Regions from separate parts of the Homo sapiens genome. Here region 1 is linked to region 2. The links are chromatin loops, found by intact Hi-C in ENCODE. Cell type or tissue: heart right ventricle. All regions are shown on one strand. Each heading gives the region's core, and the rest is flanking DNA. Links, peaks and the distances in the headings are about the cores only. Region 1 holds the start of LOC124900403 (a long non-coding RNA gene). Region 2 overlaps GNG12-AS1 (GNG12, DIRAS3 and WLS antisense RNA 1).

Region 1 (16,216 bases), core at 3,423-11,422, 100 kb before region 2:
GAAAGTACAACAGGAGATTGGAAGATGAGAGGTGAGAGATATCAGGGTATTTCTTCCCCTTACTCCCAGGGGTTTGGGCCATGGATTCTGGTCATGGCTGCATCCCTCTAGACCACAAGATCCTATCAGGTAAACCCTCCTCTGTGGCCCAAGCTCTCCATGGGATCTGTAACACGTCTCTCTTCTTGCTTCTACAGTACCAATTGTGGTAAAATCTCCCTACTGCTGCTAATCTATGCTCCTTTAACGTTCCTTGTTGGTTAACTCTGCTCATTCTGTAAATACTCCTTTACTTAGTCTCTTGAACCACTTTAAAAATATTTCATTATTTATAAAATATAATAAGTGTAGTAGTGAGTAACAATATAAACTTACATGTTGAAAGCAATAATATTTCTGGTTTTGTAACTTTATACGATAAATAATATTAATGTAACATCTTGATCAATCATAAAATTTTTGTTTAGCTCACTTTTTTACAAATTAATTTATTAGGTCATCAAGTTTTATACTTTTAGCCACTTCATTTCAATACATATAATTAAAGAGACATAAATCATTCTTGATAAATACAAGATTGCAAATAATTTTTAGTATTTTTTTTAATTTTGAGAAGGATCTTTCTGCTAATGCAGCTATTCCTGGAGCTGTTAAAAGGATTTTATAGGTGGTGACACCATGGAGATAAATTACAGACAAATTGTTTTTAAATATAAATTTTATTTTCTCTAGAGCTGATGATTCTTATGGAACAATTTTTTAAAAAGGTTTAACTCTTCATACAAATGAGTTTCATGTAAGTCTATACATTTAATTTTAAATGCTAATTTACATAATCGTATTTAAATGTTTCTTCTGGCTTTTTAACTTATGGAGGTTGTATAAGAAACGGAAAGTGGCTCCATGATTTGTATATAATTCAAAATGCATGCTTATACATTCTATCACTGTATCTTCAATTATAAGAAAAAAATCATTTTAAAATTGTCTTCCTTATTGATAATGGGTTCGTCTGAAGATTCACGTGAAAACAGTGTTTTCTGTTGAATGCAATAATCTTCCACTTTAGTTTCTATTTCTAAGCTAGTGAATAGTAAAGCAATGTTATAGTAGTTTTCAAAATCAAGGATTTCAGACTCTGAAGAATTATATCTCCCTGATATGCTTTCTTGCAATGTCAATTTATGGACTTTTATCTTGTTATTATTTGCCCACAAAGTTTACTGGCTGAGCACCAGCAATTTCTGTCCCAGCACTTTGGCCAAGAATTCGTAAAACCTTGGAAGCAGGCTCCAGGGATGGATGGATAGGCAAGCCAACCTCCCATCAGGGGTTCAGGAAGTTTCCTCCATGCAGAGCCACTCTCACTTCTACAGCCATGCCTATTGCTGCTTCTGCTGCTGGCCTTGCATCACCACTGCCAATCCAAGCCTGGACACTGTCTCAGGGCTCCACAGCACAGCAGCTGCCTCATGGTGTGTGCAGGCATATCAGTTGGCCAGGCTGCCCATGCATATAGGCATTGCTGCTCGACCACACTGCATATGTGTGCCATTCTCTAGTGCACTGCCTCTGCTCATGCTCTCTGTGCACACTCCATTGCTACATTGGGCTTCACTTACTACACACAAGTTAAAAGACAAAATTATTAAGAATCTCAAGACAGCAATAGCAGAGGATGAATCCAAGCACAGGTCCTTCAGAGCATGGGGCCCTGGTCAACTGCACAGATCACACACCCATGAAGCCAGCCCTGACCTGACATGTACACTTCATGAAGTGTATATGCCAGTGGAAGACACGGCAACATGAACAGATAAACAAGAAAAGGTATCTTAAAATGCCTGGGAGTGAGCATGAAGTATTACAAAAAAACAAAGCGGGACAAGGAGACAGAGTGTCAGGTGATGGGGTGTATCTACTCTAGTGTCGGGATGGGTGGTCAAGTGAGGCCTTTCTAGTGAGCTGACATTTGAGGAAAGATGTAAGTGAATAGAGAGAGTACATCTTGGTAATGACCAGGAGCAGAGCATCCCCAGCAGAGGGAAGAGCAGGTGCCCAATTTCTGGTATGGGAACCTGCTTAGGGAGTTTGAGTAAAAGCAAGAGGGACAGAGTGTCCAGAAGGGCAGGGAGCAAGGACAAGAGTGGCAGGAAACAAGGTTGGGAGAGGCCCATGGGCCCTAGCTGGACCCTGTATTTTGTTGTCAATGTGTGGGAAGTCGTAGGAAGAAGGATGGCTGAGGAGCAGCAGGATCAGGAGGGGAGTGGAGAGTAGGATGCACAGAGCTCCTCCCGAAGCCTCCTTATACCACTCTCCTCCTCTCTCACTACCTCATTCATTGCCTCATTCGTTAGTCTCCCCCAGTCCTCCAAAAACATCTTTCATGCATAGAGCCCTCACTGATGCTGTTCTTTCTGCCAGACGTTCTGCTGACCACTTTTCTCATGGTGAGCCCCTCCTACTCTTCCCAGCTCAGCTTAAACTTCACCCCAGGAGCTGGCACCCTATCCCATGGGCCTCCCCCACAATCCTGCTGCGGCTCTTTTGAAATTTCCTTCATAGGAAACTTGACCACGGTTTACATCCACACTCTCTGCTTACTTTCTTGACTATAATTGACAACTTTTATCTGTTTATCTGTTTACTTATTTCTGGACTATCTCCTGAACCAAAATGTAAAATCCAAGGGCAGGGACTATGTCTTCCTGTTTGCCACTGCTAAAGCACAGCCTTCTCACAGCATCTGTGACATAGGAGGTGAGAATAACCATCCGCCCAATGAATGAACCTCTCTTCTGTACTTACCATCACAATATGTATTCTGTGGCTTAGCAATTCTGCCACTGCACCTGAAATTATAGAATTTCATTCCCGTGCTTGCCATCAATTAAACGTGTAATTGTTTTAACCCTTAGTGGCATCCTTATCTCCACCAAGGGAACGCTCCCTTGTTATACACAAGCACACACACACACACACACACACACACACACTTTTCAGTTAATCCATCTGTTGTTTCTCTGTTGTGCTTCCAAAGCACTTTGTCCTTACTGCTGTCACAGGACCCACCACCTTGCATTATACTGCATTATAATTATTTTGTTAGACATCTGTCTCCCCTTGATGCTATAAGCCCCTTGAGGGCAGAGAACTAATCCAGCTCACCTGGGTAATCCCAGCTTCTAGCACTGCCCTAACACATGGAGGTGACTCATATATCTTTGGGGAATAAGTAGATGCATTTTAGAAACTTTTTAAATATTGGCTACTTCTATGATCAGATGCAACATTACTGAAGCCCTGCAGTTAAATGAGCATGGTGTTATTTGCATAGTTTAATAATTTTTAAATGAAATTTTAAATGCAATAGTATATACCCTCATGCTTTTAGGGTCCCTTTACAACTTGATATCCCCTCCTATCCCCAATTGTGAAAGAGCACGGTATATTTGCAAAGCCTTGGGCCCAAAACGATAAAATGCTGATCCACAAAGACACCACATTGGCTTTCAGCTGTTGTTATTAACCAACATGTATCGCTTGAAAGAAACAGACTTAGAGTGGGATGGAACAAGGCTCCACTAGATGTCAGCTCTGAAACTAGACAGCTCTGTAATTTTTCCATTACAGGTGCACATGAAAGGCCAATCTCCAATTGGCTAGGTAATCATTATCCTAGGCTGGCAGCCAAAACTGACTGCTGACTCTGCCCTGGCCTGACAGATGGAGCAGGCACAGGGTAGGTTATTAAATTCACTAGGGGCCAGGTGTGGTGGCTCATACCTGTAACACCAGCACTTTGGGAGGCCAAGCTGGGAGGATCACTTGAGCCCAGGAGTTCAAGACAAGCCTGGGCAACACAGGGAAACCCAGTCTCTACTAAAAGAAAAAAAAAAAGCCAGACGTGGTTGGAGGGGCCTATTGTCCTAGCTACTCAGGTGGCTGAAGTGGGAGAATTTATTGAGCCCAGAAGGTCAAGGCTGCAGTGAGCCACGATCATGCCACTGCACTCCAGCCTGGGTGACAGAGTGAGACCCTGTCTCAAAAAAAAAAAAAATTATTAGAGATCAGAGCTGCTCCTCAGAGTGTGGTTAGCTCTGAGCAGGGGTTGCAGTGCACATTGACTCCTTACTGTCTGATTCTCCTGTTGCACTCATTACACTTGGTGATCCTCTGACACAACCCTCTCCCCAGTTTCCTCTCTTTGGCTCCCACTTAAACAATCACATACTGTCTTGGTTTTACAACAAATATTTTCCATGTGAAATTAAAAACTTGGAATCACAGACACAGGAATTATGAAACGAGAGGGAACCTGAAAGATTATCTAGTTCTTCTCCCTCATTGGACAGAGAGAAGGATAAAATGGTTGCAGGCCCATTAGTGGTACCTCTAGAATAGCCCAGCATTTCTGACTCTCAGCCTGTCCAGCCTGGAGGGAATGCCCCAGAGTAGGACTGTCCTGCTGAAAATTCCTTTTCCAGTTCTCAGCAGTGATTATAGGCTGAGTCTGACCAGGTCCTGGTTTTCCTGTTTGTTCCGTTTTCTCATTTAACACCTCAGAGCCTAGCATGAAGACAATATCCTTTCAACCAACCCCACCACAGAAGCGCTAACAACATTCTGCTATTCCACATTATGAGCCAAACATTTCAATTTGTAGGTTCCTCCCAGGTGAAAAATGGATGTGCCACCAGAGAAACTTGTGATGGAAGCATTTTTCCTATACCACCCAGAGAGGACAAGACCAGTGTTCTGTAAATCCCAGAGGAAACTAGGCTCTTACAAGCCCTGAAAGGCCAAGCCAAACCTTTTTCATTGTTCCAAGACATGTGAAAGGAGTTTGATGTACAACCACTCAGGACAAAAATAAGCTTTCTACTCAAATGAAATCCATTTTATGAGATCCCCAGAGCGCTTCTTTTGGCTGGTAGCCTGGGTGCCGAGCTTCAAAAACCTGTGCACCTGGGCACAGTATGCAGGACCCAAATCCAGAGGCCCACTCCTAACCCCAGAGGAAACAGCCCATGCATAACCATGAGCCCCAGCTCAGTCTCCACTCACAGAGTGAAATAAGGAAGAATCCGCTGGGGAAGCTCCCATAAGAACAGATGCCAGAAACCCATTCCAGGAGTCTGTTTTCCATCAAGCAGGGAAGACTAAACATGCTTATCAGCTTACATGCAAAATGATTGCCTACTGCTTAAGAATCAGCTCAAATTCCACCTCCTCTTGATACGTTCCCTAAAGCCCTAAAACAGTATGCATGCCCGCATCCTCTGAGTGCCCCTCTCTGACTCTTTTAAAAACATGAGTCTATATGGCTCTGCAGATCTTTTTCATGTCTTTTATGACATAATATGAGTTAGTGAGTAACCCTGCTCAGATCCAAATTTTCTCTGTCACACCTAAATGATTTGATTTATATATCAGCATGCATATAGCAACAAATATAAGTTTTACTCCTCACTATGCCCCTTCTTTATGCAAGTTATTTAAGCTAATGGGGGTCCAGTTTACTGATCTGTACAATGGGACCACAAGGCCTAATTCACTGGGCTGTCTTGAGGTCTAAGTGAAATAATGTATATAAAGCAATTTGCATGATATTTATACCCAATAAATGTTTCTTCCTCATCACAGTCCCTCTACACAGGCATGTACTCTCCCTACACAGAAAATCTTGCAGCCAGAAGCATTTCCAAATTCAGAATTTTAATATTCATAGCAGCCCTATTGGTTCTGGGGCAGCATGCTATAAATTTAACATATTACTATTTTTGAGGGATATGTCTGAATACCCGGCTTGTATGAAGTCTATAAAAGGTTTCAAATCAGTCTGGCCAGATTTACTGTCAAACAAGAGTTGTAAACTTCTGAATCAACTTTCCATTTTCAGAGTCCCTTGGATTTTGGAAATGTGGCCAAGGGATTGTGGAGCTGTGTTATGATGATTTATAAAGGTATTGGGCCCCCACTAGTTTTGAAGGGCAGGTTTAGCATTTGCTTTCCTTAGTGCCTGACTCATGTTAGGAATTCAACAACCCTTTTTCAATGACTGAGTAAATGAAGGAAAGAATGTACATTACCTAAGAAACATGAGAGTGCTCCTGTTCCTTCATCTCTCACAAGTGGAATTAGTCCTTTTGTTCTTTCTCCATATTTCATCTCCTGCATGTATTCATTTGGCCAGATACTGGGGGATGGGGAAAATACAACATCAGAGTAGACCTATGTTAAGGGCAAGAGTGCCTCTGGCTTGTTCCTCCTTGTGATTGTAAAAATTATTTCCTGGGAAAGAAATATGATTGTATATTATCTTCTAAAAGTTTTGACTTGAATGATTGCTCTGGAACTGGAAAAGAAAGCAGCAACTTTTACTCATGGTATAAATGCTCTTACAGACATAGGTTAAAATTTAAAATTGCCTTGTAGCCAAAGAGCTGAAATGTTTGTGGTTCAGGTTTACCCTAGTGACTGAATATTATTCTCTCACATTTGATGTCAACTAAGCAAGAGCTGTGATAAGAACAGCACTTTGTGATTGTGTAACACAGCATTGAGTACCTTTAAGTGCTGGGCAGGTGTAGAACAAGTCAGAGAAATTGAAGAGTTGAGACAGTGTTAGAATGATCCATGGGGAGGCCGAATGAGAAGGAATCCTGAGCACAAGATGAGGGACGGATTTACCTTACTTGGGAAGAAAGATACCTTTTTCACTAATTTGGGAATGAAAGAAGCTATGGATGGGAATATAGATTGGTTTATAGGTAGGGAGTGTTCAGAGGATGAAGCAGTATCAACTCAGTGCTTGTATTTTCGTGATGAAATAAAGTACAGCATTATCTACAGACTGTGTGGAGGCACGAGGATGGAGTGGGGGACTTGAGCAGAGTGAATTTGGGGAAGGCAGTGTGGAAAGTGTGACAGAACATGCTCTTGAGAAATAGAAGAATGATCTGCTATGGAGAGTTCCATGGACAGGTGTGCTCATGACTTCATAATTATAACAGTGGCCAAAGCTCTGTGGACTTCTCCAGCAATGTTCAGCACCTTGGTATGAGAGCAGGAAAATTACTGGTTCAAGTTGGGGGGAGGGAGGGTTTCCTTGTGAATACAATGGGAATATTCACAAGGAAAATGTTAAAATACACAGGAAAATATTAAAGTGATTGACCATGCACTCTGATCTTAGGATTGAAGGATATGAAGTCATGGAAAGAGATGTGATCTTTCTCTCTAGATCTGTTCTTCCAAAAGGTGGATTCATGTAGTGGTTAAGAATATAGACTCTGGAATTTGACTTTATGCATTCAAAACCCACTTACTACTGGCTGGTGATCCTGAGCAAGTTACTTGACCTGTCTGTGCCTCTTTATTCTCATTTATAAAAAGGGGATGTTAATAGCACTTATCTTGCTGGGTTGTTATAAGGATTAAATGGGTTAGTATACTTAGACCAGAATTTACATAAAATAAGATCCATTTTAAGTATTATCTATTATTCCTCTGGAAGTCTCCATTTCAGTAACTCTATCTCCATTTACGTAGAAGGTCATTATAGCAACTCGGCAGTCATCCTTGACACCATCCTCACTTCCCACACATAATTCCTCTCAATATCAGATCACTTTTATCTCCAAAATTGATGTAAGATCTCACTACTTTTCTATTTCCATTGCCTCTATGTTAGTCTAAAGCACCATCATCTCTCCCCTAGACCGTGGCCATTTTCTCCTAACTCATCTTCTGGCTTTTTCGCTTGCAACTCTAACATCAATTTTCCACACCATAATTGGGCAGTGTTTCTCAACCTCACTACTGGCATTTGGAGTCAGATAATTCTTTGGGGTTGGGAGGGTATCCATGCATCTTAGTGTGTTGAACAACATCCTTGGCCTCTACAAACAAGATACCAGTAGCACCTTCCTTCTCCCCCAGTTGTAATAATAAAAAATCTCTGCAAACATTGCTAATTGTCCTCTAGGAGACAAAATCACCACAGTTGAGGACCATTGCTATAGGAAGATAGTACACAATCCAAAAAGATACAGAATATATATAAAATAATATGTCTTGAAAAAGATCAAAAGTAGAGCACAGATACCCCAACTCTGATATTGGTCCTCTTTCCATTAGGACAAACTCCCTCCCAATGTTTACGTTAAGAAACACACAATTTGGGCCAGGCACGGTGGCTCACGCCTGTAATCCCAACACTTTGGGAAGCTGAGAGGGGTGGATCACAAGGTCAAGAGATAGAGGCCATCCTGGCCAACATGATGAAATCCCATCTCTACTAAAAATACAAAAATTAGCTGGGCATGGTGGCAGGCACCTGTAGTCCCAGCTACTCAGGAGGCTGAGCCAGGAGAATCACTTGGACCCAGGAGGCAGAGGTTGCAGCGAGCCGAGATTGTGCCACTGCACTCCAGCCTGGTGACAGAGCGAGACGCCAACTCAAAAAAAAAAAAAAAAAAAAAAAAAAGAAAGAGAAAGAAAGAAAGAAAGAAAGAAAGAAAGAAAAAGAAACATACAATTTAATACCAACATAAGATGATTCTGTTATATGACAAAAGAGGATTAAGGTAGCTAACCAGCTGACCTTAAGATAGGGAGTTACCTTGCATTACACTGGTGTGCCTATTATAATCACAAAGGTCCTTAAATTACAATATTATATCATATATTATTAATAGTTATAAATAACATATTAGCAATATATTATTATAATCACAAAGAGAAGCAGAAAAGGTCAGAGTGATGCAATGTGAGATGAATTTGACCTGCTGGCATTGGCTTTGAAGATGGAGGAAGGAACCTTGAGTCAAGAAACACGAGCAATCTCTAGAAGCTGGAAAGGGCAAGGAGACAGATTGTTCCTGAGGGCCTTCAGAGAGGAATGCGGCCTTCTGGCCCCTTGACTTTAGCCCAGTAAGACCCATTTCAGACTTCTGAACTACATAACTGTAAGATAATACACTTGTGTAATTTTAAGCCACTAAGACTGTGATAATTTGTTGCAGCAGCAATAGAAAACAAAATACATAATCTCTTTCTAGCTGTGCAGTCTAAGAGTTAGTTAAGTTCTCTAAACAGAAGTTTCCTCATATATAATAATAACAATAATAATAATAATAATACTTAACCCTCGGCTGATTGTGAGAAATAAATGAAGAAATGGAAATAAAATGACCAGATTAGTTCTGGACTGAATTGTGTGTTGCCCAAAATTCATATGTTAGAGTCTTTAACCCCCTATACCTCAGAATTTGACTGTACTTGGAGTTAAGGTCTTTAAGGGAGTAATTAAGGTTAAATTAGATCACATGGGTGAGACCCCAATCCAGTATGACTGCTGTCCTTATCAGAAGGAGAACCACCAGAAATACTTGTGCACCAAGAAAAGATCATATGAAGACACAGTAGAAGATGGCCGTCTGCAAGCCAAAGAGAGAGGCCTCAAGAGAAACCAAGCTTGTCAACACCTTGATCTTGGACTTTGAACCTCCAAAACTGTGAGAAAATAAATTTCTGTTGTTAAGGCCCACTCAGTCAGTGGTATTTTGTAGGGAAGCCCTAAAAGACATACAGCTGGTCATACTAGAGAGTCAATAATACTAATTCTTATTATTACTTGTTCCTTCTTAATAAATATGGAAAATAGTACTACTTTGTGGGATTGCATTAAGGAAAACAGGTGATATAAGAAACCTGGGCTCTCCTTTTGGCTCTGAATCCCTGGCAGCAGCATCTTGCCAAGATACACACGTCACATGTGCTCTATGTCTTTTTTTTGTGTTGGTATTTTCTCTCTTTTGGTTAATGATGGTAGATTGAACACATGTGTCTTTCTTCTGATCCTTCAGTCCCATTAAAAATATTTTGAAAGGGATTTTCTTTTAAAGGTATAAACCTTTGAGAACATGAGAGGGAAAAAAAAGCAAAAAAAAAAAAATCTTTGAAGCTGGAAGACAAAAGGATAAAGGGCAACTGACTCAGCAACCTCAGAACATTGAATCCTCAGCCAGCAGTGAGGGAGGCCAAAAGCAAGCTGATAGGGACCTTAGAGATCCAGGACTCCATAATTGGCAGCATCAGGGATCTGTGAAAGTGTGAGGAGATGGGACAGAAGTGGGGGCTGAAAACCACAAGATCGGTTGGAAATCTATTTACAGTGCACTTAGACTCCTGGATAACCTCTATTGCTTCTCAAAGCTGACAAGTGCCCCTTTCCTTGAAACAGAATACAGAAACTGACTCTCTGGAGACAGTGAACCAAATGGACTCTGGATTGGTGGCCATCTAGCCCCCATTCTGGGTGTAGGGCAGGGATAATGTACTGGAAACAGTAAGGTTTGATGAAAATCTACATATTGAATTCTAAGGACTCCTTATTCCCTTCTCCACCAGGTCCTCAGAAGGCTGGCAGTCTCCAGGCTAGATATGGAGCTGGGGATGGGAGACTCAAAGAACAGCCTTCTTTGAGTAACCTAACCAGTCAAAGAGAAAAGACACAGAGATACTGATGTTGCTGATTGTGACCCTTCTGCCATGAAGCCCCCAGCCCCACTCATGCTCTTTCAAGTCTCTGGTTGGCTTTTTAATATCCTTCTCTTAAATACATGCTGACAGCCCAAGATTGGCAGATACTTGAAGAAAGACTCTACCTAAATGATGCAGACCAAAACTAATCAACAGTGAAACAGGGAATTTGTAGAAAACAGAAACCATATAGGAAAAAATAACTTAAAAGAGAAAAGTAACTATCATTAATCTTAGGAAGCTTTTAAAGCATGTTTTTCAGCAACAATGAAGTGGGCATCCTACCTCTTGGTGACCAACCCACCTCCATCTCTCTGATGATGAGCCCAAGTACTGGATGTGTTCAACTTCACTAGTTTAGACAGGGTCTGGAGTGAGATGGTTCTGGGAAGTGGAGGCAGAAAAGCCAATGGTCTTATTCACATGAACCTGGTCCACCAACTACAGCTGCTAAATCAGGGGATGAGATGAACAGAGGATGAGGGCCTGAGCAGCTCAGTTTCCAGACAGCATGGAGGGCTGGCAGTTCTGACTGCTTTATGCATATGCACTTAATTTGCTTCCCTGGTCCTTCTAAGTGGCAACTCATTAACACCTCCAGGCTGAGGGCTCACATTTTATACTCTAGTTGAATATGCAGTAGCATAATGGAATGTCTACTATGGCTGCCTCTCTGGAAAAGCTGCCCTATTTATTCAGCCACCCTGGAGAAAAGTGGCAGATTTTTTCTTGCAGTGGCAAGAAATACCCGTATGCTGCTTTTAAACACCTTGGAGGTTTAACTTTTTAAATGTTATTCATTTATGCTACTTTGTAACATTATATGTTATATTAATGTTACATATGTAATGATACATGATATTGGGAGGACAGATATTATTATTGTCCTCACTTGGCAAATGAGAAAACCAAGATATAGAGATGTACAAATGATTTGCCTGCAGTCACACAGCTCAACAAGGATGAGGCAGGGAAGTCTACCTTGACTGTAAACCTTGAGTTCTCTCTACCACATCACATAATTATGAATTTACAATTATATTTGCTTGTTTCCATGTGAGTCTAACCCAGTTTAGAACCAGCAGAGGAACAGAAAGATGGTATGGCATTGCTGAGAGTCTGTGAAAGAAGCCATTAAGGTACGGAAAAATTGAGATGTATGACCAATGACATTGAAAACATTAAAAATTTCCTAGAGTGAGATTCTTCTCCAGTAAGAAGCTTGGATGATCTGAGCCCCGGTACTGGGAGTGGGATGCAGAGCTGAGCGCTACAAATGTAGTTATAAGCCGCAGAGTTTCCTTCATCACAGGACACTGATCACGGGAAGTTTGGGGCCGAGTGAGAAATAGGCTTTATCTCTTATGACTACATTCAGCAAGTGGAGAATGATTCTGGGGCAAAGTCCAGGTGCAGCAGGAAAGAGTACCATGATCAATTTGCAGTGTCTGTCGAGGACTCAGGAGGGCTTTGAAAGCTGTGGCTAAGAGTGTGTCATCCCAAGGCAGGAGTCTGTCAGATGCTTCCTCCAGGATGATAGAGCTCTCTGCCCTCCCTCCACTTGCTTAAAAGCAAAACATAGATTTACAAAGGCAAAAGATACCTTGTCCCCTCTCCACCAGGGTGAACACAGGTTAACCACTGAAGACAGCTTTAGACCTTCACCACCTGGAAATGATACCGGAGGGATTTATATTAACAAGCTTTACAAACCAGCCTTTATCTGCCATTTGTTTACCTTTCCGCACATTGCCAGCTGTAGAGATTCAAAGCCCTTTTCCTTTGTCTTGTCACTTCTCTAAAAATGTACTGTTTTTTGAAAATGCTACTTAAGCTGGAATTCAAAGCCACTTCTTCAAGAACTACTCATTCTCTGGGTATCTCTCACATATATGTGACATATGAATGTTAATAAGCTTCTAGTTGTTTTTCTCTTGTTAAGCTGCCTTTTGTAACAGGAGTCTGTTTCATCTGCAAACCTATGGGGGTTACTATTTTTTGCCTACATCACTATCATACTTCTTGTTGTGTGTATGTTAGTGCAGGCATGTGAGGATATGAGTGTTTTGTTGCCTCCTCTTTGCCCCGCTGGTGAAAGAGGGAGTGTTGCCCTAAGACTCTGAGAATAGCCAAGCACACAACACCTGACGTTGGACCCATGCGATTGACAGCAGTTCATTAGTCACATATACTGACAGCCTGGGGTAGAAGGCACTGCATACCCTGCAGGACCACACAGGGGTTATACTCAACAGAATGAACAAACAGGGCTTTGGGAGGCAGGCTGTGTTGTGACAAGGGGGTGAGGTGGCCCCTGATTCCTGTGGGAGGGTGTACTTTGTTGTTTGAATAATTCCATGGGCTGGTAGGGAGGTGAAACCTGTTATTTTAGGTTGAGGGCCAGGTTAATGCAACTGAGCTGGCTGATAGAAGAATCTTCCCTACTGGGTGCAGGGCAAGGGGCACATCTGACAAGAGGAGGGGGACACAAAGTTAGGCCTCCAGGACTCTGTGAGGCTCAAAGATTTCAAGGCAGCTCCAGAAATTTTAAGCCTTCCAATACAGCATGTGTAAAAGGGGGTGAGGGAGATAGTGAGCAAGATGAATAATCCTCGAGAGTTTAGTAGAAAATAAAGAAGGGTAAGCAGATTATTACTTACTATGATAAATGTTAGGGTATGGGAATGTTCCTGTGGGGACCTGTAAGCAGGACATCTAAGATTTGGATTTTGTTTTTGAGGGGATGAGGCCAAGAAAAGTAACATTTTACCAGTGGTGTGCTGGTTGAGAGGAGCTGGCAGTATCCGGGTCTTTCAGACTCCTAAGCCAAGCTCCTCTCTCTGCTATACCAGAATGCCTTCTCCTTCCAGATTTATCACATTTATTAGCACCATGCTTGACACATGGTAGAAATTCAATGAATCTCTTTAGCAGGAATGTATTCCTTAAAGCAAGTCTAAAGGTATGTGGTGAAGCTCAACCAAAGGAAGGCAGGGAAGGTTTAAATCTGTTAGGTTAAGGAAAGGAAGCTAAGAGGCTTTTCTTTTCTTTCCTTTCCTTTTCTTTTCTTTTACTGGACACCTCCTATGTATTTGCAGTCATTCCAGTAGGCACTCAGCAGGGTCTGTAGTTCATTAGGGTCATATTCCACTGGAAAGCACAAACAAAAAAACAACAGAGAACGATGACAAATGGGGATAGGTGCTCTAAGGGAAACTAACTGGTCACAAATATAGAGAAAAGCCGGGGGAGGAGAAGGGGCCCTACTCTGGATTGCATGGGGGAAATGGAGAAAGGTCTTTCTGGGAGGTAAATTTTAAGCAGAGCCCTGAAGTATAAGAAAGACCCTTGAATGTGAAAAGTGGATGGTCCACTGATGCAGGCAGAGGAATTGGAGTGTGTAAGGACTCTGAGGCAATAGAAACTAGAAACATCTGGGAAAATGTGAGACAACTCACATGCCAGGAATGTAGAAAGCAAAGAAGGGAATGGACAAGAAAGAAGCTGCAAAGGTCAGCAGAGATACATAGACCGTGACAAGGAGTTTGGATTTTTTTCTGAATGCAGTGGAAAGGTTGAAGGATTGTAAGCAGAGGCAGTCCATAGTCTAATTTACATTCTAACAAGATCACTCTGGCTGGCATTGAGATAGACATATTATAAGTGGAGGAAGGACAAAGACAGTAGCAAGCAACTGGTGAGGAGGGTGTTAAAGTTAAGGCAAGAGATGCTGGTGGCCTCTTCCAGGTGATGGTGGAGGCGGGAGAACTACATGGTTTTGAGATATCCTGTATTTCAGTGGTGGAATCAGTAAGAATCGCTAGTGAATTGGATGGTAGTTGGAGTAAGGAAGAAAGGAATTCAAAATGGTACCTAGGCTTCTTACTTGAGCAAATAGATTGATGGTGGCACCTTTTTTGGAGATGCAAAAGACTGGAGGAATGAGGTTTGGCAGGAAAAAATCAAGGCTCACAGACAATGCAAAAATTAGTAACTTGCTTAAGGCCACATAGCTAAAGAATGAAAGAGCTTGAATTATAATCAATCCTGTGGCTCTATTTGTAAGTAAATCATTACAAATTTACCATGGTTCAATCTTGGCAAAAAGGAAAATAGATCCATTATGATTTAGAAGCAATTACACGAAGCTGCAGTCAAGCCTTTGCTCTTTTGGAAATAAACATAAGGGGAGAAAACAGGATAAGGATTGCTGTTGATGGACATTTCAGTTGATTTCATATCTTGGCTATTGTGAATAGTGCTGCAAGAGACATGAGGAGGCAGATATCTCTTCAATATGCTAGTTTCATTTCCTTTGGTTATTTACCCAGTAGTGAAACTGTTGGATCATATGGTAGTTCTCTTTAAGATTTAGAATAAAAGGAAGGAAAGAAAAAGTGGACTAGAATCACAGTGGGGCAAAGCCAGCTGTTTCCACAACACCCGTTGCTGTTCGCTACCCCCTGACGGGCTCATACTTCCTAGAGCCTGGGTACTGCATGCCAATGAGGCCACCCTCCCTACACAGCCCTGCTGGCGGCTGCAGCCTCCTGAGTCTGGGCCAAGCTGGTCTGAGTTGGTCCTCTCCTGGCTGTCAGGTTCCTACCCTCGGAAACCTCTCCATGCTCAGCCAATCGCCCTCCCCAGACATTTCTGCCACTAGAAGCCTCAGACACCCTATGATTATCGAAGAGAACCTATGGATGGCCTGAGAGGAGGTAGAGGTCTGTGGCTGTCCACACCTGCCCCCAGACATTACCTTACTGAGACAGAACATTTCCAGAAATGTTAGAGATTGGGAAACAAGTACCAAAATTCACAGAATTAAGGGCAGAACTGAAATAAAAACTTTTAATAGTATTACAATAATGGCTATAGTTTATGGACCACTCATTGATGCCAGATACAAAGCTTTAGTCACACTATCTCTATTAAGCCTCACAGGCACCCCAGGAAGCAGGTATGATTAGGATCCCCATTTTGAAGACAATGAAGGAGGCCAGGGAAATGAAGTCTCTGTCCCCATGTCACATAAGGAGTTGACAACAGACCCAGAATTCAAACCCAAGTCCAACTGAGTATAGAGCCCTGACACTCAGGTTTTGTCTTGTACTAAATTCCTGGCACCCCTGCACCTTGCTCACAGGTCTCAACCCTGATGGCAGCTATATATCACATACTGGAACTTGCCACTTGAATTAACTAGACACTCCCAGTGAAGGTAATTGTCAGTGGCTTTAAAAATCAGAAGCAAACATGAAAACAAGAGTTTCTCCAAAGGTTAATTAATTCAACTCAACCTATCAAATACTTCTTGAATATCAACTCAGTAATAGACACTGGTTTAATTCTGCAGGGAATGTGGGGGATAGCGGGAGGGGTAGACAAGACGCCAGAAAGAGGGAATAAAATAGGAAGGCATTTAGTCCTTATTCTCAAAGAGCTTTTTCTGTAGGTGAAAACATCCAGTGATCAGAACTGGACCTACACAAGTCTTTTAAATAACTTAGCTGGGGGAAAAAAAGTCAGATAAAAATATTATCCAAAATGAACGCAAGCCAGGCTGACATTTCACTGGGCTCAAGTGTCAGGGACAGCGATACATACCCCAGTCTCCCCGGCTCTGCTCTGCCTCACCATGGTAACCGCCAGGGCCCTCATCTGCCAG
Region 2 (16,216 bases), core at 3,125-11,124:
ACAAGTCTTATAAAGCATAGTGGTCTTGTGCCATTGCATGCAAGGGCAAATTGCCTTGGATGCCTCACAAGCCAAGAAAGCACATTATAATACTAGATGTTCATAATGATAATTTTGAGTCTTCTCATCTTAATAAATAGTATCAACGATCACCAGCGGTCAAGCCAAACATCCAGAAGTCACTATCTTTGCCTTATCCTACATATCTAATCCATCAGCAAGTCTTGATGATCATAAAGCTAAAATATGCTCTGGATCTGTCTGTACACTTCTCGCCACCATCACTGTCATAGCCCAAGCCACTGTAGTCACTTGCCTAGATCACAGCAATGGCCTCCTAGCTGGCCTCCTCAATAATCCATTCACCTTGCAAAAACCAAAGTGAGCTTTTAGAGACAAACATTGTATATGTCAATTCCCTGATTTAAAGCTCTAGGAGCTTTCTACCATCTTAAAAGGGAAATCAAGATGCAGTATTCTGTTTCTGAGACCTGTAAGATCCAACAACTGCTTTCCTGGATGCTTATGTCCTCCTCCATCCAGCCACACTCTCCTCTCTGTTCCTTGAATATGCCAAGATCACAGCTGCCGGGGACTCTCTGCATTTGTTCTTCTATCTTCCTGGCATGCTCTTCCTCCGGATCTTCACAGACACCAGATCAAATGTCACCTCCTCCCACAGGTCTCTCTGATCACCCAGTCCAAAGTAGCTGCCCCATCATTCTATCACTTTGCCTGGTCTGATGTTTTTGGATAACATTTAACACTCCCCAGATATTTCCTGTTTATTTCATTGAGCATGATCTCTCTCCCACACTGGAATGTGCTCTTGTCTCTCTCATTTGCCCTTGTGTCCCCAGTACCTAGAATAGTGCCAGGCACAAATAAATATTTAATAAGTATTTGTGAAATTATATAAATGAATAAATATGCCTCAATTTGTTTTAAAAAAAATAATAATCTTCAAACCTTAACCATTATTAGTGAATGCACATAAGTCATGTGCAGCCCCCTCATCACTAGTAAGGTCCTACTGATGGCTAAGAACCTCTCCTATGCCCAATGACAAGAGGTGTGAGTGTTTTCTCCCAGGAGAGCAGCATGATGGAGAAGGGCTTTGACAGAGGTGAATCTAGAGGGTGTGTGCAGAATAGATCAAAGGGGGACAAGCAACAGCCAAAGTGGTCAGTTAGATTCCTGTTTTATCTATCCAGGTGGAAAGTGATGAAGCCTGAATTAGTGGCAGGAAAATGAAGGAACAGATGCAAGGATCATTGTGATGAAAGAAATAACAGCATTGGAGGCTGATTAGATTTGCCGGGGGAGCCACAAGAGTGAAGGAGCTCTGGGAGCTCAAAATCTGGCAATGATCTTCTCCTACTTATATGAAGTCTGCTTCCTATAAATGACACTCTGAGTGATTTAATAAAGGAATACAGATTCATTAACTGAGATAGCAGTATGTTCCTCTTTATTTTCCTTATATAATACTTATGAAAATCGTACATTCTTTTAAAAGACTGGGAAGATTTATTTGATATCAATAAACATATCACTTAAAAATATTTAAGTAATTATATCCATGTACTATAAGAATACAATTATTTTGAATGAATTCAATGAAAAACAACAGTTTGGTCTTTTTTAATTCTTTTAACACTTTGATAACTTGACTGAATTTTTCACTTTACCTTTCCTTGGTGTGGTGTGTTCATTTTCTATTGCGGCTGTAACATTGCCGCAAACTTAGCAGCTTAAACACAGTTCTGCAGGTGAGACGTCTAGCCCAAGTCTTCTGGGCTAGCACCAAGGTGTAGGCAGGACTGCTTTCCTTGTTAGAAGCTCTAGGGGAGAATTCATCTCCTGGCTTTTTCCAGCTTCTAGAGGTCACCTACATTCCATGGCTCCTGGCCCCTTCCTCCATCTTCAGAGCCAGCAACTTTGGAGGACCCTTATAATTATAATTAGATTGGACCCACCCAGAGAATCCAGGTTAATCCCCCATCTCAAATTTTCTAACTTAATAACACTGGCAAATTCCCTTTTCCCACATAAGGTAACACATTCATAGCTTCTGGTCACTGGGGCAAGAACATCTTTGGAAGGCCATTATTCTGCCTGCCACATTTGGTATCATATATTATTGTTTTGTCTATAAGAAGTAATTTTTTCATTGTTGCCTGATCCTGTGTCATACAGCTGGATTCTCTAGTAGCTACCCACGTGAGAGGAAGAGCCAAGTGAAAATCCTGACTTGATCAATTTCATTTCCAATTTTTCAGAAAGGTATTTTAGTTCATTTGTGTAGACCTCCACCTTGTCCTAGAAAAATTTTAAGAACCCTTAAAGGTCCTTAAGAATTTGATAAGAATGATATGTCTGGTACAGGAATAACAGCTTCCTCTTCTTTCTTTCTTTTCATCTGGACTGTCTTGCAACCGCAGAGCCTAATGGTTCAGAGGGCAGGCTCTGGAGCCAGACTGGTGCAGGGAATGGACTCATGCTTGGCTCTGTCACCTACTAGCTGTGTCTTTGCACACACTACCTAATTTCTCTGTGACTCAGACTCCTCATCCACAAAATGGGAGTTAATTCATGCAACCAATAGTTACTGAGCACTTACTATGTGGGAGTATCATTCTAAGCACTGGGGATTCAGCCAGGACTCACAAGTACAACATCACTGGTTGTTAAGAAACTCCTCATCCTCACCCCTTACTTCACGTCTGCCCCAACCTTTGCCCCAGAACTCTGGACTTCCCACAATCTAGCAACCAAAGGCAGCGTGCCTGGTTCAGCAGGGGCTCTCAGGAAGCCTGCCCCAGTGCTACTGCCTGCATCTGTAGCACCTGTGCAATAGAACTGTTCAATGTGTTTTCATATGACCTGTGAATGCCGCGGTGAAAAAGAGACAGATGAAAATCCCTTTTGGATCCTGGTAGAGAAACAGACAGTGAACAATAAAGAGGGTAATAAGGGCTATGGAGAGAAATCAATCAGGGGAGGGGAAGAGTAAATGTCAAGTTTAAACAAGGCAATCAGAGAAGGCTCACTAAGAGGAAGAAGGATGGTGGCCCTTATCTCGATCACTAAGGGGCTACAATTCTAGGGGGTGATGAGTCTATGAGGCAGATATCTGGTACCCAATGAGTTGTAAAATTGCAGCTGAACCCTTTTCTTACACACACACACATGCATACACATACATGCACACACATCGTAACCAGTAGGTACTGTTGTATGAATTCAGAGCACAGATATGGCCATATCTCTTTTATTTTTTACTTAAGTACTTAAATATCCACATGCCCTATTAGCAAAAGTGGCATCTTGGGTTATCTTCATCTCTAACGAGTCCAACCATCTCCCTGGAGCTTACACAAGGCAACAATATTCAGACCTGTCCTTCAACACCAAGCTGAAAGAGAAGTGCTTCAATGGATCCAGGGCTGCATGTCTTTTGCCTGGTGTCATTGTAAGGGACTAGTTCTACCCGCTCACCTCTTCACCTGGACTCTGAGGTTGCAAGTCTTTCAGATGATACTCTCATTCTCAGAAATTCTTCCCTTCATTCTTTTCACTGTGTCCAGAAGGGATAGTGATATGAATGATGCATTGTGTCAGAACCAGCCCTACCTCACACATTTTAAGGTTTTGATCCCATATCATCAGCCTAGATATGGCTACCTTGAGGTTGATTTTTATTTTAGGAACCTCATAGGCCTTCCTTGCCCTGGTTTTAAACGGAGCCCTTCAACCTTTCTCAGAAGCTTTACCTAACCAGACCTCAGGGAATAGTTTGGAATATTGGTCCCTTGTGTCAAAATGCCTGGGGGTCTTATGCAAATCAACTGCCATCTTCCTGCAGATCAGTTTCCCAAGTTCCCGCAATCGCAATCGACAAAAGTCAGACATGTCCCAAAGCCAGAATAATGAGTGCCTATAGCCCTGTATTAAATGACTAAAGGGACCACTAAAGAAACAGCACAGCAGAGAGGAGACAAGCTTCTCTTGATAACACATATATCCAGACATTCCTAACTAAAAAGCAAAGGCTGTGGACAAAATCAGATAATGCAGTGTGAGCTATTTGTATCTGACACATTTTCATTTGATCTGTCTAAACATTATAATACATCTTACTAATTTCCTCTTTGTCTAATTTAGGTAAGCCCTGGAAGACTTGAATAATTAAGATGTGCAGACAGGAATACAAATAGTATAACTCTCTTTAAATGTGGTGGTTACCGACAGAGCTTTCAGAAAGACATTTAGATATAAAAACTCCATCACCCTCTCCTCAGTTAAAAATGTTTATTAATGCACATTGCTAGCAGATGGAAACCCTAAAGATCTCCCATCAAAAGAAGGGAGTATTGCTACTGTGGGCAAGCAATCCACAAAGTCCAAAGAAATCAACCTGTTTCCTCCCTTGTGCTGAAAAGAGGTGATAGCAGGATGCATTGTTTACTCTTAATTGCACACAACAGCATAGAGATGTAATAATTTAAAGCACATGATTTCAAAACCTGGGAGAAACACATTTCACTCATCAGAATTGTTTAATCAGTTGTGAAACACTTTGGAAAGAGGCTGATCCCTGGCCAACAATATCCATGGCCAACTTAACGTGTATATCGGTCTTCCCGGGTCTTTTAGTCTGGAGCTTATTGAAAAACCTTAACTTCCTTTCAGAGAGAACTGATTCAGATTTAGCTTTTTTGATCTCTGAACCATGTATGCCTAAGCCGGGGATAGCAGATTTTCATCTAAAGGGCCAACCTTGATCTATAATAAATTCTACATCTATATCCAGCTGACAGTCAAAAGTAATGTCTACTTGGGCACGGGAGGAGTGTGAACAGGATGAGGAGCTCATCTCTTTGCCTCAGTATTCCCAGTGTCTTGAACAGTGCCCAGCCCACAGAAGGCACTCAATAAAAAGGCATGTTGAATGAATTAATTAACTAACCTATCATCTCCAGCTTATATCTTTGAAAAAACACAGTGTTGTAGAAAGCACACTAAAAACTAGAAGATGCTTGTTCCAGGGCTACCGTAACTACATGAGTAAGTCTCCTACCACCGCATCTCAGTTTTCCCCTCTGTAAACTGAATATAGCAACATCCACCCTGATTGGTCAGCAGCTGAAATAATGCTCTCCACAAAAAGCAACCCAGCACCATGTATCTTTCTGTAGTTTGATCCATCAGTTCACATTTTCCCATCAGCTTCTCAGAATTAATCTGCCTTTTTCAGCCTGTCTGACCCTCAGGACCTTTCTAAAGACAGGTTTGATGAGTTTTCAGGTGCATGCCCCTCCCGGAAGCCAGCCTCTGGATGGAGAAAGACAATCAGAATGCCAGAAAAGGTAGTTTGCAATGAACAGACTCATCAGTGATGAAATTGTTAACTCCTGAGCAAAATTACACAGAGAACTTTACAATAACATAATAAAAGGAGAACATGAAAAATCTAAGTGCTATACAGTGACATTTAGCTACAAAAGAAGAGGCTTCCAGGGGTATCTCCTTGACAACCAAAGGCAGAGTGGAGGAAGTGTAACCTTCCATAGCCTCTTTCTGTCAAAACAAACTATGACTTCATTACATCTGTTCTAAGCGGAGGCCTCTCCGTGTTCAAAAAAAAAAAAAACAAAACATATTTATTCATTAGAACAGATTTCCTGCTCAATTTAAATGATTCAGAAATGAAAATTCTGGGAACATAGGAGAATCGGATTCAAACTATTTGGGACAGCATTGCAGCTTCACAAGGATTAGGCCCCATCTATCTCTCATTCCTTTTCTTTCACTCAAATTTCTCCACAGGCTTTGCATCCTCTTGGAATAAAATTTAAATCCTTGCAATGCTAACAAGGCCTACCTGTTCTGGCCTGGCTAACCTCCCCACCACATATGCATTTGCCACTCTGTTGTCCCCACTCACTCCACGGTAGACATACTATTCCTTAAACCTGCCAAACACAACCCCCCATCCAGACCCTTGCATCTCCTGTGCCCTCGCCCTGGAACACTTTCCACCGGAAGATTCAAAAGACTCTGACTCACTTTTTCAGTTCCCTGTTGACATGTTATCTTAACAAAAAAGACTTTCCTGGCCCTTCTATTTGAATGAGCAGCTCGCACCCCAACTCTCTTGCTTCTTTAACCCTTTTCACATTTTTCTTCTTTGCTTTTATACCATCTGACATTTTTTCCATAGGTGTATATACATATGTATTTAAACATTTATTTGCTTATGGCTTATCTCCTCTTATTAGAATGTAAGCCTTGTAAGGTAGAAACATAATTTTTATTTCACTACTCTATCCCCAGTGCCTAGAGCAGTACCTGGTGTATACTCAAACATTCCCTGAATGAATGAGTAAACCCCTCTTCCCAGCCTACCCTTTCATGGTATTCAGGCACTCTTCCTCACATACATCATGCATTGCACCTCCATGCTTATTGCTGTTCCTCCCCCTGAAATACATTTTCCCTTATTTCTGGATCCCAGAGTAATTTCTTTTTTATTTGTTTGCTTGTTTTGAGACAGGGTCTTGCTCCGTCACCCAGGCTAGAATGCAGTGGTGCCATCATAGCTCACTGCAGCCTTTAACTTCTGGGCTCAAGTGATCCTCCCACCTCAGCCTCCAGAGTAGATAAGACTATAGGTGTGCATTATCATGCTGGCTAATTTAAAAAAATATATAGAGTTGGGGGTCTTGCTATGTTGCCTAGGCTGCCAAGAGGGATTTCTGTCCAGCACACACAAGAGCTGAACTGATTGGGAGGAATGGGCAGGAGGTAGGAAGGGGGGAACTTTCCAGAAAAAGATTGCAGCAGAAAACAGTTATAATGGTGAACACAGGGAGAATTGGAAGAATAATTTACCATGGAGAAGGAGAAGGGAAAGAGTCAGAGGGGAGACACCAAGCAACCATCTCCACCAAACTCAGCCTTGTGGCTCAGACCTGCATTTAAGAGTCGGCAGGGTTGCCATCGTCTAGAACCTAGTCCTCCCTCCTCTCCATTCTTCTCATATTTCCATCCATCCAAATCTTTCTTGCTGAGATCAACATAAATGCCCACGCTGTGGCTCCTCCACTCAGCCCTTCAGAGTCATGTACCCCTGCAGCTTTAGTGAGGGCCTCCACTCAGTGTTCATGAAACCCTACTCTGTATTTGAGAAAGATTTGTGGAGTTTTCCTACTTATTTTTTTCTCCAACTAGATAATAAACTCCTTGAAAAGCGAAGATGTACAGACTTTTGAAATATGTTTCAATTTTGACTTCAATACTGACTACCATATTTCATTGAATCTAAGCTAATATAAGATACATTATTTTATATACCACTAAAAACAGAAAAATACTTCCACTTGATTGTAAGACACTGCCAATTGTAAAAAGCATCCTGATTTCAGAGATCTGAGAATGTGAAAAGGGAGCATAGAAGAATTGATGGAAGGTATGTGGTCTTAGACATGTGGTAAGCCTCTCTGAACTTCAGACTCGCCATTCATGAAATGAAAACCATACTTTTTCATTCATTCAGCAAATGTGTATTGAGTATTGTGTATTGAGTGCTTAGGTGTTGGGAACTTTTTAAGTTGAAAGGAATAGTAACTGGCTCTGGTTAACATAAGCGAAAGAGGATTTACTGGAAGGATACTGGGAGCTCAGAGAAACAGGGGCTGGAGCAGCAGGCTTGGTGATGGCAGGAAGCAGGGGAGCACCAAGGCCTGGGAAATGGAAACCATGGCAACAGCTCTCACCAGGAGGGCTCTCTGGTGAGGACAGAGATGCTGGGATTCAACTCATTCTCTTGTCCATGGATAACTCAGGAGCCTCTGATGGACGCAGCCTGCCCCCTGGTGTAGGGGTCTGGGGCAGCATCTGCTTGCTTTGGCTTCCACAGTAGGAGGCAAACACAGAATTTGCCATCCCATCAAGACCACACACAACAGAAGAGAGGAAATTCCCCAAAGTGATTTGGAACATTAGGAAGGTGAGAAAGGGAAATGGACAATATGTGGTCAAAACAGAAACCAAAAGAGATAAATTGCATAACATACTCCTAATATGTGCCAGCCACTATACCCCCAACAGTCATGGTCCCCGTTCTTATAGGGGTTACTGTTACTATCCAGTGAAAGAGGCAAATGAGAAACAAAAAGAGAGATAAAGAGAGAAAGAGAGAAGGAAGGGAAGGGAAGGGAAGGGAAGGAAGAAAAGAGAGAGGGAGGGAGGGAGGGAAAAATCCAGATACTGTCAATGAAGAAAAGACTGCTACGGGATAGAATAACTGGGGCTACTTGGCTAAATCCAGTTGCTCATTTTCAGTCCTCATTTTACATAAAACATCAACAGCTTTTGACACAGTTGATCACTCCCTCTCTGTGAAACACTCTCTTCATGCAGCTCTGGGGAAATCATGTCCTCATGGTTTCTCCTCCTTCGCCAGTTGTTCCTTCTCTTTGATGCATCCTGCCTTCATTTCCCCACCCTTAAGTCCTGGAGGGCCCCAGGGCTCAGGCCTCAGACTCCCACTTTATCTGTACTTGCTCCCTTGGTGAGTGCCTCCAATCTCAAGGTTTTAAATATCGGCATACTGAAGATGGCCAACTTTATTTATCCAGCCAGAACCCCTACACTGAACCCCAGACTCGTGTATCCAACTGAAGTCTCAACATCTCCATGGAGATGTCTAACTTAAAGTTCAAACTTATGTCTAAATCTCTTCCTCCACTTACCTCTGCCAAACCTGCCTGACCCATAGTCTTCTCATTCAGGAAACAGCAACTCCATCCTTCCAGAAACCTTGGTGTTATCTTTCGCTCCTGTCTTTCTCTCACCTCTCTCAGCTAATCCACTAGCAATCCCTGTTGGCTCGAGATATAATCACCTCTCACACCTCCACCACTGTCCCGCTGATCCAAGCCATCCTCATCTCTCCCGGACTAGTGTCATAGCCTCCTAATTGATCTCCCTGCTTCTACCCTTGCCCTCTATATTCTAACTTCAACACAATGCCTTGAGTGATGCTTAGATATCTAGATCAGATCATGTACCCCTCCTCAAAATCTCATGATGGCCCCGAAGACCTCAATCTTCCTCCTAACCTCTCCATCTTATTTCCTGGCTGTCTCATTCATTTGCTCTGCTCTAGCATGTTTCTTCCTCTAGGTTTTTGCAGCTGTCCTTGCCTGTTCCCAGAATTCTCTTTCATCAAGCTATCCACAGAGCTTCCTCTCTCACCTTCTTCAGGTCTTTACCAAAATACCATCATCTCAATCAGGCACTCCCTCACCACTATATTTAAATTAGCAACAATACCACCTCCAAACACACACTCACACATAATCCCCTTTCCAGTTCCCGTTTTATTTTCTCCATGCCACTCATCACTATCTGGTATATTATATATTTTATCTATGTGTGTGCGCCCCACTAAAACAGAAAATGCATGAGGGCAGGGATTTCCTTCACAACTTACAACACTGCCTTGCACATATTAATAGTATGCTCTCAGTAGAAATTTGTTGAATGAGCCAAGTTGCCTGATATTTCTGAGCATCAGTTGAAGAAAAATGTAGGAAACAACCCTGCCTACAATATAAAATTTACATAAAAGGCCAATGAAATAGTGTGCCTTATAAACTGAGCTACGCTGTGCACGTGTGAGGAAGAATGACAACCTGCTTTCCACATGACCACATTTTAACACCCTGCTCGCTTAGCAATCTCTCACATAGACTGAAAACATGAACATGTTTTGCTACTCGCAATACAGGTGAAAGACCAAAAAAACTGTTTCCTTCCCTCTACGATAAAGGTACATTTCCTATCCATTTCTCACCATACCCTTATTACCCTCCCCTCGCAAGCCCCCACATGAAATAGAAAGCCCCCACTGAAAATCAATGTGATTAGATAATAATAGTATTAATTAGGTCAGACACGGTGGCTCATGCCTGTAATCCCAGCACATTGGGAGGCCAAGGCAAGAGGATCCTTGTGCCCAGGAGTTTGACACCAGCCTGGGCAACACAGGGAGATCTTGTCTCTACAAAAAAAAAAAAAAATTTTCCAGGTGTGGTGGCATGCACCTGTGGTCCCAGCTACTCGAGAGACTGAGACGGGAGGATCACTTCAGCCCAGGGAGGTCAAGGCACCAGTGAGCCATGATTGTGCCACTGCACTTGAGCCTGGGTGACAGAGCAGACCCTGTCACAAAATATATATATATATATATATATATATAGTGTTAATTGGTAACATTTCTGAAAACCTATTTTTAAAGCACCCAAATATTTTAGACTTTGATAAAAGAAAGTGAAGTATCTGGTGGCCTGAGCTAGTAGGAAAGGGGGAAGAAGATAAATACAGTGGGGACAGCTGGCTGGCTTTGCTGTATAAATATTCCCTGTGGCTGAATCACAGGCACTAGCATCAAGTCAACTTCTTCCCTAGGTAAATCTGTGCTATATTCATACTGTGTGAAGCTCCAAACAAAATGAGTGCTTGGACCTATCCCACCTGAAAGGCTGGGAATACATGATCATAGCAGATAGCAATTGTACATGTTCCAATAGATGAGGAAAAGCTACTAAATAGAGAGTAATTTAATTCATTGCAGTGTATTAGGAGGGGGCTGATTTTCCGGCAGCCACATTCCATTCAGGAGCTTCCTCCCTCTCCATCTTCATGGCTTGCCTGTCCAATCAGACCAGTCAATAGCAGAAAGACTCCATCTATGTCAATGCAGTTGGGAGGAAGGATTATCAAGGAGGAGCACCTTCCAGGAGCCAAGTACTAAGAGAACCTGAAAGGGAGTCAGTCATCCTCTCATGACTCATGTGCTTCACTGATTAGATCATGCCTGGCAGGCTGCCCACAACTAAGGCTGGCAAAGAATAGAGTCTTGGAGCAGGGAAAGTGGGGATAAGGGTCACTGTGGAAATAATAATAAGAGCTACCATGTATTAAGTGCTTACTTTGTCCCAGGACTGTGCTAGATACATTATAGGCATGCATTATCTAAGTTCACACTCACACCCCAAAGAAGTTGGTACTAATACGTATACAACATTCTACAGATGAAGAAAGAGGCTCAGAGAGGTTATCTAAGGCTTCCAATGTTACTCAGTTGCTTGCACTAAGTACCTTTAGGATTAAAGGGCTTTTCATGATATGATATAAGTCCTAGATAGTACATGCACATAGGTACACACTGACACACATGAGCCTTCTTGTAAGAGGCCACAGAAGGATCTTGCTCATAAAACTGCCTCCACCTATGCATATTAAGAGAAGAACTCAGCAGGGTGGGCTGCACTTTCAGTGATTTTGACTAGACTCTGGTTGTGTGGCCCTCAAGAATCCACTTTGATGTAGCTAAGAAGGTATGGCTTCTAAATCTGGGCTTTTTTTTAAAGAAATGTTGCCACCTGGTGGACACCCAGCCAATACTTTTAAAAAATATTCATGAGCAATTTTAAAAACAAAGGGAAGGGTGATGTATGTTGAACTTGAGTTGTCTCTTTCAGCCTCAGCTATTTCAGCCTCAGCTGTAGGACTCTTGTTTGTACTATGCAATTAAATAGGGTTTATTCGTTTCGTAGACATGCATCAGGCTTCAGAATTTATGTTCACCTAAAAATAGGACTGTTATCCACTGCCGACCTCTCCATACAAACCAAGTCCTCCTCTTGTTTCCACCATCTTGCTAAAGTCACCTCCATCAACCAGGTTTTTCAATCAAGGAACCTGGGAGTCATTCTTGATACTTCCATCTTCCTCTCCCTCCTCTCCTGCACAGCTTCTCATCATGTCTTGTCAACTCTATCTCCAAAATACACCTCAGAACTATCCACTTCTCTGTCCATCCCCTGGTACCATCTCTTGCTTGGACTAATACAATTTCTCTGTTTCTGGTCTGGGCCCTACCCATACTGCTAAACTCACCTCATCTCACTCCTCCACTGCTACTCTACATTCCAGCTACACTACCCTTCTTTGGGTTTCTACAACATCCTCAGCTCTTTCCTGCCTCAGGATCTTCACACGTGCTGCTCTCTTGGGCTGAGTTCCTCTTGCTCCCACTGCACTTGAATATTACCTCCCCATTTTTCAGGTAAAATTTGAAAATTCTTGACTCTCAATATAAATTGAGTCTCCATTATTCTTTTTTTTATGACATTTGGTTTTTTTGTTTGGTTGTTTTTTTCTTTCAGGGCACATACTTTTTGTGTTTGTTTTATATACTTTTGTGTGTTTATTTTTTCTAAGTTTTCTAACTCCTCACCCACTTCAAGATTATAAGTTCCATGAGGAAAACAGCCACATCTGTTCAATTTACCTTTGTACCCCTGGTGCCTAGCACAGAGTGTTATATACAGGGGTTTTTTTTTTTTTTAAGGTAGAGAGATAGAAATCATGCTATGAACAATATTACTACTATTATGAATACTACTACTACTACCCCCTACATTCTTTTAACACATGGTTTATTAAAAATCCTTGTTGGCATTTCACCAGAGGTACACAGATAGAAAATGCACATAAGAAGATGTTCAACATTGTTAGGGAATTGCAAATTTAAAACATGATGAGATACTATTACACTTCTATCAAAATGGCTAAAATAAAAAATAATGACAACAACACATGCTGATGAGGATGCAGAGAAACTATATCATCCACAAATTACTGATGGGAATGTAAAATGTTTCAGCAATGCTGAAAAACAGTTGGCAATTTCTTTTAAACTCAACATGCAACTACCATACCCAGTAACGTACTCAGATACATTTGTCCCAGAGAAATTAAGACTTACGTTCATACAAAAACCTGTACACAGATGTTTATGGCAGCTCTGTTGATAACAGTCAAAAAACAGAAATAGTCCATATATCATTCAGTGAGTGAATGGTTAAACAAACTTTAGTGCATCCATCCCATGGAATACTACTCAACAATAAAAAAGGAATCAACTGTTGATAAACACAACAACTTGGATAAATCTCCAGAGAATTGTGTAGAGTGAAAAAAAAAGCCTGTTTCCCAAAGGTTACATAATGTATTATTCCTTTTTCATAACAACTTTTGAAGTGACAAAATTTTAGAAATGAAGAACAGATTACTGATTGCCAGGGTTTCAGGACATGGTGGAAGGGAGTGTGATTATAAAAAGAAACATTACGAATACTTGTGATGATGTAAATGTTTTATATCTTGACTATATTAGCATCAATGTCCTGGTCATAATATTATACTACAGCTTTGCAAAAGTCACCACTGGGGAAAACCAGGAAAAGAGCACATGAGATCTTTTTATATTATTTCTCACAATTGTGTGCTATAAGATAAAAAATTTTTAACTCAATAAAAATTTCAATTAAAAAATATTTTAATGCTTTGCTGGTGACAAAAAAAATAAAATAAAAAAGGCCGAGTGGCTCATGCCTGTAATTCCAGCACTTTGGGAGGCCAAGGTGGGAGGATCGCTTGAAGCCAGGAGTTCAAGATCAGCCCGGGCAACATAGTGAGAACTTATCGCCATTAAAAAAAAAAAAAAAAATCCAAAGAGGCTTCCATACGTGGTGCCCCTGTCTTAGCGGTATAAGGTGCCATTTGTGGCAACTTGTCCTGTCTGTGAGGGGTACCCCAGCACACTCCAGTTCCTAGAAATTTCACTACAATGGCAGGCTCCTGAAGTTTTGTGGAGTTTATTTCCCACCTTCTGGCCCTCTTTGTTGTATCAAAAGAGCTTAAGTTATTTGCACTTCCTACAGAAGTTCACTATATTAATGAGAGAAACGATTTGACAAACTGTCTTTTTTCTCATCCTAAGTGCTTCTATCACTCAAATCTCCACATGCTAAAACAGTGCCCATCTCCAACATTGGCAGTAGCATGAGCCATACACCCTCACAACATCCAGACATACTGGCCTTTTGTATTGAGGACACAGGAAAGAGATGTGGAAAAACATTTCCCCTAAAGCGTGAGCAGTGTTAGTCATGAAAGCACATGTTTATGAATGCAGGTTGTACTAAGCCAGGACTGAGCATCAGATTCAAGTGAAAGAGGTCCTTGTGCATTCCTTAAGACATTTCCAAAGGTTTCTCCACTCATTCATCTTGATTAGTGGGCTCTGTAAGGCATGGGGTCCACGCTAAAGAGCCATGATAGAGGAGACCTCTCTTTCCTGAGTCTAATCTCAGTACTATCTGGCAGGAAACAGATCATTAATTTGATGAAAGTTTAATAGTGGCTACTTACAAAGATTGGACAGTGTTCAGGGAAACCAGCAAATAATAACGTAGTATCTAGAAGCTAGCAAGAAGGGGAACCATTACCACCCTAGGCCTGAAGAGGTAAGGGTTACCAGAAGAGGGGGAGTTTAGCTGTGTGGAGACGGCCATCTGATAGGAGCTATGGCTTTCACTGGGGAGATGCAGTGAACCCACTGACACCCAGCTGGGAAGAAATTAGGGCAATAAATATCCCAATCTCTTATTCTTTGATTTCCTCCCATTGGCCAAACCCTGCCAGAAGCTAGAGGACAAGGGAGCCCATTGGTGCAGTCCACGCTGGTCAGGCTGCTGGGGCACAGAGCAGGATCTAGTGGGGAAAACAAGATTTAGGGCACAGTCAATTTCTTTAAAATCTAGAAATAATTAAATAAATAAATCAAGTCCCTAAACCTCTGTGACAGCAAGAAATCCAACCACCCTTCTAAAAAAGTACTGCCTTCCAAAAAAGGATTCCTGAAGAAGACGTAGGCTTCCTGATAAAGATACACATCTTTTGTTAGCACTTGCCACCTTGCATTCAAGATAGCTTCCCCATCCAGGTTTGCTTGTCTCTTCTTACCATCTCATAACTGCTGCTATAGGCTATTAGCTACTGTCTTGACTTGCACTGTCTTGTCTTGTCTTGTACTGGTACACTGTATTGGTATCTCAACTACAGACTCAACTTTTCCTTTCCTTCCCTTAGTCACTAGCCTGATGCTGGGCTGTAGTGATTAACCAGCCTCACTAAAGACTTGAGGATATCTTGGGGTAATTATGATGCACTGCAAGAGTACTACTCAAAACCCAATGTTGGACATTGCTGCTCCTGGTATCCATAGACCAATCCCTGGTAACAGTCAAAGCCTCCTTAGCTGTCACTGATTTGAACCTCAGTACTGGACCTGCTTCCATTAAGATCAAAGTGTTCCCTTCAATTCTCCTCAGAGTCTTTGTCTTTCCCTAACATCGCATCTTTGGCACTACCTTCATACCACTCACAGGAAAATAAGACTCAGTTAACTTCAAAATAATCTCTCTACCCAAGAAGAGTATCTTTTAAATTTTATCATCCTTTGCAGTTTTACTAAACTGTGCATCTTGTCTCCACCAGTCCTGTCTAATCTAGGCCCTAATTCTTGCTCTATGTAATAACAAAGGGCCACTTATATGTTTTACAAATAAGAACAGCTTTTTGCTCCAAAATTATGTCAACAAGTCTCCTAGATGAGTGTTTTCAAATTAAGGGTCCTGACTCATTAGTGGGTCAAGTAACCCTGAGTGGGTTGCAATCAGCATCGATTTAAAAGATAAAATAGAAGAAAAAAACATCTGAATGCATTATAAACAGAAAAAAATAGGCTGTGCGCATTGGCTCACGCCTGTAATCCCAGCACTTTGGGAGGCTGAGGCAGGTGGATAACAAGGTCAGGAGATTGAAACCATCCTGGCAAACACGGTGAAACCCTGTCTCTACTAAAATACAAAAAATTAGCCAGGCGTGGTGGTGCGTGCCTGTAATTCCAGCTGCTCGGGAGGCTGAGGCAGGGGAACTGCTTGAACCCAGGAGGCAGAGGTTGCAGTTAGCCAAGGTCGCAGTGAGCCAAGATCACGCCACTGCACTCCAGCCTGGTGACGGAGCAAGATTCCATCTCAAAAAATAAATAAACATATAAATAAACAGAAAAAATAATTCAGATAATTCAATAGTAAAAAAAAAAAAAGTTGTTTTGAATTTAGAATACAGAACTAGCCATAAGCAATGTTTAAATTTTTATCTAAATAGAAATGTTAAGAAGGGAACCTATTTTCTCTTCTCACACTTCCACCTTAACCCATAGAAAAAAGAACGCTTCCACCCAGCTTCTAGGAGAAAGAACATTTCTGCCCATACTTCTAGAGACCAACTC

Evidence for each region. Peaks named below come from ENCODE experiments on the same cell type or tissue, not always from the same donor. Only the 100,000 strongest peaks of a DNase experiment are listed, where the experiment ranks them.
Region 1: it touches region 2 in a loop (2.1-fold over the local background); 5 of 110 quality-filtered maps call a loop at or near these places.

What each region holds. Positions count from the first base shown.
Region 1 is chr1:67,946,139-67,962,354 of GRCh38, reverse strand. The region is part of intron 1 of GNG12-AS1 (GNG12, DIRAS3 and WLS antisense RNA 1); the gene reads right to left. LOC124900403 (a long non-coding RNA gene) reads right to left here and starts at 8,204. Exons shown (of 3, transcript XR_007066162.1): 1 at 6,571-8,204; 2 at 6,093-6,294. In heart right ventricle, for the core only: no CTCF peak of the experiment used is centred there; no DNase peak of the experiment used is centred there; H3K27ac peaks cover 418 bases.
Region 2 is chr1:67,845,478-67,861,693 of GRCh38, reverse strand. The region is part of intron 1 of GNG12-AS1 (GNG12, DIRAS3 and WLS antisense RNA 1); the gene reads right to left. Among named protein-coding and RNA genes, the nearest start is that of GNG12, 20 kb to the right of the region's middle. In heart right ventricle, for the core only: a CTCF peak has its summit at 7,881 (motif pointing left); DNase peaks (open chromatin) are centred at 7,853 and 10,873.